Linked DNA regions of Homo sapiens: region 1 is linked to region 2. Evidence: read pairs that join two places in POLR2A ChIA-PET (ENCODE). Cell type or tissue: MCF 10A. All regions are shown on one strand. Links, peaks and the distances in the headings refer to the core of each region. The heading gives the core; the rest is flanking DNA. Region 1 overlaps FAM169A (family with sequence similarity 169 member A). Region 2 has its middle 37 kb from the start of FAM169A.

What was found. ChIA-PET counts read pairs that join two places held together with the same protein. Peaks named below come from ENCODE experiments on the same cell type or tissue, not always from the same donor. Only the 100,000 strongest peaks of a DNase experiment are listed, where the experiment ranks them.
Region 1: POLR2A ChIA-PET joins it to region 2 with 5 read pairs; 2 of 35 experiments call an interaction of 5 or more read pairs at or near these places.

Annotation. Positions count from the first base shown.
Region 1 is chr5:74,808,719-74,814,106 of GRCh38, forward strand. FAM169A (family with sequence similarity 169 member A) reads right to left here. Exons shown (of 13, transcript NM_001376049.1): 6 at 5,122-5,301. Among named protein-coding and RNA genes, the nearest start is that of NSA2, 44 kb to the left of the region's middle. In MCF 10A, for the core only: no CTCF peak of the experiment used is centred there; a DNase peak (open chromatin) is centred at 2,373.
Region 2 is chr5:74,900,679-74,906,066 of GRCh38, forward strand. No RefSeq gene overlaps it. Among named protein-coding and RNA genes, the nearest start is that of FAM169A, 37 kb to the left of the region's middle. RefSeq lists an enhancer at 1-417. In MCF 10A, for the core only: a CTCF peak has its summit at 2,928 (motif pointing left); a DNase peak (open chromatin) is centred at 2,863.

The sequences.
Region 1 (5,388 bases), core at 232-5,231, 92 kb before region 2:
TAGGAAAATAAACACTAACTTCAGGAGTGCAATTATCTCTGGGGAGGAAAGGAGAAAGCAGAGTGGTATTAGGGAAGGGTTCAAAGAGAACATCAATTGTATCTTTTATTACAATCAATAAATATTGTATTTAGTTCTCCCTTAAACTAAAACAAATATGGCAAAATCTTCACATTTGTTCAATCTAGACTTGGTACAGAAATTAGGACACTAGTCTATCATTTTTTTCCCTGTATATTTGAAAATATTTCTCATATGTTCTGGGTTTAGTTTCCAAAACTAAAAGGAAGGAAGAAGCTGGAGAAAACCAACACAACAGGCCACAAAACAAAACAAAAAGACATGGCTAATAAACCAACTGTTGAGATAAAATAGAACACTGATAAATACTTCCAAAAGGAAAGAAAAAAGGAGAAAGAACAAATGGGACAAATAAAGAATAAACAGTAGGATGGGAGATGTAAACTAAATAATTTCAAAACTTACTTGCAAAAAATGCACATGGACTAAAGAAAATGAAAAGGCCATGAGAAAGAATTAACAATACACACATATAACAACTCATATCCAGGATACATAAAGAACTCATAACTCGGCCAGGTGTGGTGGCTCACGCCTGTAATCTCAGCACTTTGGGAGGCCGAGGTGGGCGGATCACGAGGTCAGGAGATCGAGACCATCCTGGCTAACACAGTGAAACCCCATCTCTACTAAAAAAATACAAAAAATTAGCCAGGTGTGGTGGCAGGCGCCTGTAGTCCAAACAGCTTGGGAGGCTGAGACAGGAGAATGGCGTGAACATGGGAGGCAGAGCTTGCAGTGAGCCGAGATTGTGCCACTGCACTCCAGCCTGGGTGACAGAGCGAGACTACGTCTCAAAAAAAAAACATAACTCATAACTCAATAAGAAGGCAAGCAATTCAATACAACATAAGCAAAAGATGTGAACAAACACTTTACTTGTTCTACCCTTTTTTAGGGTAGATGATTATCCAGTAATTACATGAAGAGATACTCAAAAATCTTTAGTCTTCAGGAAAACATAAATTGAAACCACATAATGAGTGCTTTCCACTTACTACTAGGAATGATTAAAATTAAAGAGATTGACAAAAACCAAGTGTTGGTGAGTACACAGAGCAACCAGAACTTCCACATATTTATACTAACGGGAATGCGAAATGACATAACTACTTAGCAAATAGTTTTGCAACTTCTCAAAGTTAAACACAATCATAAAACCCAGTAATGACACTCTTAGGTATTCGCTACAAAGAAATGAAAACAAACGTCCATCATACAAAGACATTTTCATGCAGCTTTATTCATAATAGCCAAGAAAGGAAAAAACCCAAATGTCTATCAACAGGCAAATAAATTGTGGTATAATCAAAGGGAGGAATACTCAGCAAAATAATAAAAAATTTAAAAAGGAATGAAGTACTGAGACATGCAACATCAATGAGCCTCAAAAATAAGATGCCAGACATAGAAGTAGAGATACCATATATTTCCATTTTTCATGAAACTCTAGAAAAATCTAAGTGGTACTGACAGAAAGCACATCAGTGCTTGCCTGGAGTGAGAGTTTGGAAGGGAAGGAAGCCGGGGGACTGGTGCACAAAGGGAACTTTTGGAAACAAAGTTATTATCTATCTAGGTTGCGTCTACAGTAGCAAGGGTCCATATGTTTGTCAGAAGTCAGCAAAAATGTACACTTTTGTGTACGGTACATGTACGGTACATGTAGGCTGGGCGCGGTGGCTCACGCCTGTAATCCTACCACTTTGGGAGTCCGAGGCGGGTGGATCACGAGGTCGGGAGATCGAGACCATCCTGGCTAACACAGTGAAACCCTGTCTCTACTAAAAATACAAAAAAATTAGCCAGGCGTGGTGGCGGGCACCTGTAGTCCCAGCTACTCGGGAGGCTGAGGCAGGAGAATGGTGTGAACCCGGGAGGCAGAGCTTGCAGTGAGCCGAGTTTGTGCCACTGCACTCCAGAGCCTGGGTGACACAGTGAGACTCCGTCTCAAAAAAAAAAAAAAAAAAAAAAAGTACATGTTATTGTATGTAAATTATAACTTAATAGATATTTGCCCTTTTTTTTTTTTTTTTTTTTGAAACAGGATCTGGCTCTTTCCCTGAGTCTGGAGTGCAGTGGCTCACTACAGCCTTGAACTCCTGTACTCAAGTGATCCTCCTGCCTCAGTCTCTCGAGTAACTGGGACTACAGGCGCACACCACTAGGCCTGGATTTTTTTTTTTTTTTTTTTTTTCCTTCAGACAGAGTCTCGCTCTGTCACCCAGGTTGAAGTGCAGTGGCACAATTTTGGCTCACCACAAATTCTGCCTCCCAGGCTCAAGCAAAATCTGGTGACTCAGCCTTCTGAGTAGCTGGGATTACAGACATGTGCCACCATGCCCAGCTAATTTTCACATTTTTAATGGAGATGGAATTTCACCATGTTGGCCAGGCTAGTCTTGCATTCTTGGCCTCAAGTGATCTGCCCTCCTCGGCCTTCCAAAGTGCTAAGGCTTTATAGGAAGATAGAAATTAGCTGATAATCATCTGTAAATCATTTGGTATTCAATTTATTTATCATTAGAATCACAGAAGAGAGTAAGTGCTAAGGGATTCTGCCTGCAGTGGATGTCTTTGCATCTCTCCTCAAATTCAGTAAAGCAGTAATTAGGGGGTAATGCATTTTAGGACTATCCAAGGACACACAATGCCCATCCCACTCTCATGTATGGATTTAGAGAGAAAATATGATTCAAGATGGGCATCTAATTCTGTACTTGGTTCCTGTTTTCTGGATTGCTTTTGGTATTAAAGAAGGTGCAGAAGATTTGGAATAAAAATATATTTTCAGTGGAAATAAATGTCAACTGTTAGACTGAAATCAACAGTAAATTATACTTTATAAGAGTTTCTAGGTTAATTACTATCCAGAATTAAATCTTACTTCATTGAGTAGTTGTATACCTTTACACAAATGCAAAAACAAACCCACTAATGGTTTTAAATCACCAAGTGATATGTCCATAAAATGGAATACGGCATTGACGATAAATGGAACTATACGAATCCATATGGATGAATCTCACAAATATAAAGATGAGTAAAGAAAGCAAACTGTAGAATTCATACAGTATGTATTTATAGTTTTTAAATATATAAAGCAACCTGACACATTGTTTGAGAATACACACGTATGTATTACAAGTCTAAGAAATGTATGAGAAAAATAAAGCCAAGTTAGGTACAGTACTCATCCCAGGGAAGGGGAGTGAGTCTAATTGGGTAGAAGTACATAGAAGGCTTCGACCATATTGGCAACAAGCCATTTCTCATGGATGGTACATGCTGACATAGTACATGAGTATTTGATATCTTATTTTTATTTCTTTTTATTTTTTTGAGGTAAGCTCTCAATTTGTCACCCAGGCTGAAGTGCAGTAGTGCAATCTCGGCTCACTGCAGCTTTGACCTCCTGGGCTCAAGCAATTCTCCCACTTCAGCCCCTCAAGTAACCGGGACTACAGGCACAAGCCACCACACCCAGCTAATTTTTTTTGTAATTTTTGTAGCGATGGGGTTTTACCATGTTGTCCAGGCTGGTCTCGAATTCCTGAGCTCAAGCGATCCACCCACCTCGGGCTCCTAAAGTGCTAGAATTACAGGCGTGAGCCACCATACCCAGCCAATGCCTTACTTTTTAAACTTTTTTTTTTTTTTAATTGAGGTGAGGTCTCACTATGTTGCCCAGACTGGTCTCAAACTCCTGGACTCAAGCAGTCCTCCCACCTCAGCCTTTGGAGTAACTGAGATAACAGGCATATGCCACCATTCCCAGCTTCTTTATTTCTTTTTGTATGTCTGAAATTTATTTTGTTAATTTTAAAAGCTACCATAAACAAATAACCCCCCCCCAAAATGGTCAAAGGATCTGAACAGATTTCTCCAAAGAAGATATACAAATAACCATTAAGCACATGAAAAGATGTTCAACATCAAAGCAAAGCAAAACTATGAGATGCCCCTGCACATCCACTAGGATGCCTGTAATAAAATATACAGATAACAAATGTTGGTGAGGATGTGGAGGGCTGTAATAAAATACACAGATAATAACAAATGTTGGTGAGGATGAAGATGTGGAGAAATTGTAACCCTCATATAATATTGCTTATGGGAATGTAAAATGCAGCAATCACTTTAGAACAAGTTGTGGTACAGCCATACAATGGAATATTATTCAGTCATAAAAAGAAATGAAGTACTAATTTACGTACAACAAGAATGAACCTTAAAAACATGCTAAGTGAAAGAAGCCAGACACAAAAAGCCACATGCTATATGATTCCATTTATATGAAAAATGTCCAGAATGAGTAAATCTACAGAGACAGAAAACAGATTAGTGGTTGCTACAGGATGAAGGGGAAATGGATGGTGACTGCGAATTGGTACAGGGTTTCTTTTTGGAGTGATAAGAATGCTCTGGAACTGCTGGCTATGATTGAACAACTATGAATATACTAAAAACCACTGAATTGTACACTTTTAACAGGGCAAATATTATGGCATATGTTGTTTTGTTTGGTTTGGGATTTTTTTTTTTTAGATGGAGTCCTGCTCTGTCACCCAGGCTGGAATGCAGTGGCATGATCTTGGCTCACTGCAACCTCTGCCTCCCGGATTCAAGCAATTCTCCTGCCTCAGCCTCCCGAGTAGCTGGGATCACAGGCACGTGCCACCACGCCCAGTTAATTGTTTATTTTTAGTAAAGATAGAGTTTCATCATGTTGGCCAGGCTGGTCTCGAACTCCTGACCTCAGGTGATCCGCCTGCCTCAGCCTCCCAAAGTGCTGGGATCACAAGTGTGAGCCACTGTGCCCGGCAATTGTATGGTATATGAATTACATTTATAGTTTTTTAAGACTGCCAAACCCCGAGAAAACAAATACATAAGGGCACATTTGCCAAAGTAAGTTCTAGAGAGCCTAAGGTTCCAAATTTATGTGATACTGATATATACACATTTACCGTATTTTGAAGAAACAAGTCGGAAGTGACACAAAGACAAGTTTATTATTTTTTAACTTAGTCCATTTACCTGTATACATGAGAGAAGACAGTGGATACCGCAAGCCAAGCGCATCTTCTGTAAAGGAATCAACAAAGTCCTCCAGCATGTGAAGCCCAAAATCTTTACCTCTGTATTTCTTTCTTAGAAACATTGTATCAAGAACTGGCAATTGGTAACTTTGGGTAAGAAAAGAGGCACATATGCTTCCTGCAGTAATAAGAACAGAAACCCAATAATTTCTCACATTAAAAAATATACATACATTTAGTGACATGAGTTAACAGTCTTTCTAAA
Region 2 (5,388 bases), core at 217-5,216:
GTATGGTGGTGCATGCCTGTAATCCCAGCTACTCGGGAGGCTGAGGCAGGAGAATAGCTTGAACCCGGGAGGCAGAGATTGTAGTGAGCCAAGATCCTGCCACTGCACTCCAGCCTGGGACAGAGCTAGACTCCGTCTCAAAAAAAACAAAAAGTATATTACATCTATAATATTAATATTCTTATGTTAAGATTAAAAATACATTATTAGGCTGGGCGCGGTGGCTCACGCCTGTAATCCCAGCACTTTGGGAGGCCAAGACGGGCGGATCACGAGGTCAGGAAATTGAGACCATCCTGGTTAACACAGTGAAACCCTGTCTCTATTAAAAATACAAAAATTAGCCACGGGTGGTGGCGGGCGCCTGTAGTCCCAGCTACTCCGGAGTCTGAGGCAGGAGAATGGCATGAACCTGGGAGGCGGAGCTTGCAGCGAGCCGAGACCACGCCACTGCATTCCAGCCTGGGTGACAGGGCGAAACTCCGTCTCAAAAAAAAAAAAAAAAAAAGGACATCAGTTTTTTATTGTTGTATAACTAATTACCACAAACCCAGTGGCTTAAGTGTATTACTGCATAGTTTCTGTGGATGAGGAGTCTAGGCTGGGTCTTCTGCTCAGGCCCTTGTAAAGCTGTGCTCGAGTTACTGGTTGTATTTTGATCTAGAGGCTCAACTGAGGGAAAATTCACTTCCCAGCTCATTCAGGTTGTTAGCAGAAATCAATTCCTTGCTGTTTTGCAGCTGAGGACCCTGGCTTTTTGCTGGCTGTTGGCTGGAGGCCTGTATCAGGTTCTAGAGGCATCCACAGGTTCCTAGAAGAGTCCGCAGTTCCTTACCACACAGGCTTCTCCAACATGCCTGCTTATTCCATCAGGCCCACAAGGAGCATTTCACTTCTGTCTGCTGAAACAGAGTCTCATATAACATAACATAACATAACATAACATAACATAACATAACATAACATAACATAACAAACGTAACGTAACGTAACATAATCACAGGAGTGACATCCCATCATCTTTTCCATATAATACAACCTGATCAAGGGACTGACATCCCATCACCAGTCCTGCCAACACTCAAGGGCAGGGAGTGTGGCAAAGCATGAATACCAAGAGATAAGGAATCACGGGCACTTACCTTACAGTCTGTCTGCTAAAAAGAATGATCTGTATATGTTTGGTACTTAAAGTCCCTGTAGTGTTTAAGAAAATTTGGCAAATTGGAGTATCTAAGAGACCAGCTTTGTGGTCCCAATTTAGAATGAATGAGTAATTGATTTAGATTTGGAATTTTGAGTTGAGTTGTAAGAGAGTTTTAATAAGTTTAGAAATTATATTGGACCATTTAAAACAACTTAACATCCACCATACTTACATGTTTACTGTCTTACGAATATTAGAATTTCTAAGTACTTGAAAGGGTAGCAGCAGCCAGTCTCCAAAGATGGCCACCATCAATGCATGTTCTTCGTGTATGTGCATTCTGCTCCTGATAACAAGAAGAGGAGTTTCCTTCTCCTCTCTCCTCTGGGCTGACCTTGTAACTGGCCCTGATCAAGAGAATGTGGCAGAAGGGACATTCTGGTCATTAAGCCCAGGCCCTGCAAGGACTGATAGCTTCTACTTTCTGCCTCTTACAATGCTCTTTCTTGGAACCTAGCTGTTATGCCATGATAAAATAAATGATATACCTGATTGCAGAATATATAATGCACTCTTTTTATTTATTTATTTTTTTTTGAGACAGAGTCTTGCTCTGTCACCCAAGCTGGAGTGCAGTGGTGTGATCTTGGGCTCACTGCAACCTCTGCCTCCCGGATTCAAGTGACTCTCCTGCCTCAGCCTCGCCAGTAGCTGGAACTACAGGCCCACGCCAGAATGCCTGGCTAATTTTTGTGCTTTTAGGAGAGACAGGGTTTCACCACGTTGGCCAGACTGGTCTTGAACTCCTAACCTCAAGTAATCTGCCCGCCTCCGCCTCTTAAGTGTTGGGATTACAGGCGTGAGCCACCACACTCGGCCATATAATGAATTCTTAAAACTCAATAACAAGAAGACAAACAACCTGGTTAAAATAAATGGGCAAATTTTTCAACAGACATTACTAAAGAAGACATAGGAATGGATAAAAAGCATATGAAAAGATGCTTGGCCAGTCATGGTGGTACACGTCTGTAATCCCAGCTACTCGGGAGGCTGAGGCAGAATTGCTTGAACCCAGGAGATCCCAGTAAGCTGAGATCGCACCGATGCACTCCAGCCTGGGCAACAGAGTGAGACTTCATCTAAAAAAAATAAAAAAATAAAAAAAAGAAGAAAAGAAAAGGTGCTTAACATCATCAGTTATTAGGGAAATGCAAATTTGCAAATTAAAACCACAATGAGCTGCCTACCATTTCACACCTACTAGAATGGCTTTAGTTGAAAAGACAGACAATAACTAGTGTTCGTGAAGATGTAGAGAAAATGGAACCTTCCTTCATGGCTGAGACAAAGTAAAATGTTGTAGCTACTTTGGATAAAAGTTTGCCAGTTTCTTAAAAAGTTAAACATGTGTACTAAACATGGCTTTTTATTCTGATGTTTTGACATCAGGGGCCTTACAGATCCTGTGTAGACTGCAACTCCCAGGGCTAGCCAACACCTAGAAATAGCAAACAACTCATCTTCCATGTGCAAACCAACGAATCCTAAGCCTATTTCCTAATTACCTCCTCAGTTGAGCTCTCACACATCTTGCCACTATTCCCCTGCCCTAATCACCTCAGGGCTGGGTGCCAGATAATTACAAATATTCTCTATGCCCCAGAGTTCAGTTCAAATTGGCCAATCCTAAACCTGCTTACCTGGCCTCACCTGTTCCTGGGGAAACCAGAATAAAGGCTCTTGCTCCCGCTGTCCCGACTGACCCTGCCGCTCCCCCATGTGGCCTGGCATGGTGGAGCACACACTCTCCTGTCCTGGGAACTGTCTCAGTCTGTCTTTTCAAGAGCAGTCATCTCCTGATCTGTTGGCCTCTCCATACCTGGATAAAAATAAAATCAACATTTTAAAGCAATATGTTTACCATATGATCCAGCAATTTCATTCTTAGGTATTTACCCCAGTGAAATGAAAACATATTTCTATACAAAAATCTATACATGAATGTTCATAGCAGCATTATACGTAATAACTACAAAGTGGAAACCACCCACATATCCATCCAATGATGAATAGAGAAACAATGTGTTCTATCCATACAATGGAATACTTATTCAGAAATGAAAGGACTGAACTATTTATAAATGCTAAAACATAGATGAACCTGAAAATAATTATGAGTGAAAGGAACCAGGCACAAAAGACCACACACTGTATGATCACTTTTATAGAAATGTTCAGAAAAGACAAATCTATGGAGAAAAAAGAGTACATTTGTGATGGCCTTGGAGCTGCAGTGGGAACAGGGGTTGATTGCTAACGAGCATGATGGTTCTCTTTAGGATTATACAAATATTCATAAATATTCTAAAACTGGATTGCAGTGATGAACAGTCTGTAAGTTTGTTAACCATCATTGAATTGTACACTTAAAATAGGTGAGTTTCTTTTTTTTTTAAGATTTTCTTTTTAATTATACTTTAAGTTCTGGGGTACATGTGCAGAATGTGCAGGTTTGTTACATAGCTACATGTGTGCCATGGTGGTTTGCTGCACCCAACAACCTGTAAATTTTTTTTTTTTGAGATGGAGTCTCACTCTGTTGCCCAGGCTGGAGTGCAGTGGCACAACCTCTGCTCAACTGCAACCTCCACCTCTCAGGTTCAAGTGATTCTCCTGCCTCAGCCTCCCGAGTAGATGGGATTACAGGCACACACCACCATACCCAGCTAATTTCTGTATTTTTAGTAAAGACGGGGTTTCACCATATTGGTGAGGCTGGTCTTGAACTCCTGACCTCATGATTCGCCCGCCTTGGCCTCCCAAAGTGCTGGGATTACAGGCATGAGCCACCATGCCCGGCCAACCTGTAATCTACATTAGGCATTTCTCCTAACGCTATCCACCCCCTAGCCTCCCATCCCCCAGCAGGCCCTGGTGTGTGATGCCCACTCCCGTGTCCATGTGTTCTCATTGTTCAACTCCCACTTATGAGTGAAAACCTGCGGTGTTTGGTTTTCTGTTCCTGTTAGTTTGCTGAGAATGATGGTTTCCACCTTCATCCATGGCCCTGCAAAGGACATGAACTCATCCTTTTTTATGGCTGCATAGTATTCCATGGTGTATATGTACCACATTTTCTTTATCCAGTCTATCATTGATAGGCATTTGGGTTGATTCCAAGTCTTTGCTATTGTGAACTGTGCCGCAATAAACATATGTGTGCATGTGTCTTTACAGTAGAATAATTTATAATCCTTTGGGTATATACCCAGTAATGGGATTACTGGGTCAAATGGTATTTCTATTTCTAGATCCTTGAGTAATCACCACACTGTCTTCCACAATGGTTGAACTAATTTATACTCCCACCAACAGTGTAAAAACATTCCTATTTCTCCACATCCTCTCTAGCATCTGTTGTTTCCTGACTTTCTAATGATTGCCATTCTAACTGGAGTGAGATGGTATCTCATTGTGGTTTTGATTTGCATTTCTCTAATGACCAGTGATGATAAGGTATTTTTCATATGTTTGTTGGCTGCATAAATGTCTTCTTTAGAGAAGTGTCTGTTCATATCCTTTGCCCACTTTTTGATGGGGTTGTTTGTTTTCTTCTTGTGAATTTGTTTAAGTTCTTCGTCAATTCTGGATATTAGCCCTTTGTCAGATGGATAGATTGTAAAAATTTTCTCCCATTCTGTAGGTTGCCTGTTCACTCTGATGATAGTTTCTTTTGCTGTGCAGAAGCTCTTAAATTAGATCCTGTTTGTCAATTTTGGCTTTTGTTGCTATTGCTTTTGGTGTTTTAGCCATGAAGTCTTTGCCCACGCCTATGTGCTGAATGGTATTGCCCAGGTTTTCTTCTAGGATTTTCTTTTTTTTTTTTTTGAGACCGAGTTTCGCTCTTGTTGCCCAGGCTGGAGTGTAGCGGCGCGATCTTGGCTCACCGCAACCTCCACGTCCCAGGTTCAAGCGATTCTCCTGGCTCAGCCTCCCACCTCCTGAGTAGCTGGGATTACAGGCATGTGCCACCATGCCCAGCTAATTTTTTTGTATTTTTAGTAGAGACGGGGTTTCTCCATGTTGGTCAGGCTGGTCTCGAACTCCCGACCTCAGGTGATCCGCCCGCCTTGGCCTCCCAAAGTGCTGGGATTACAGGCATGAGCCACCGCACCCGGCCCCTCTTCTAGGGTTTTCATGGTTTTAGGCCTTGTGCTTAAGTCTTTAATCCATCTTGA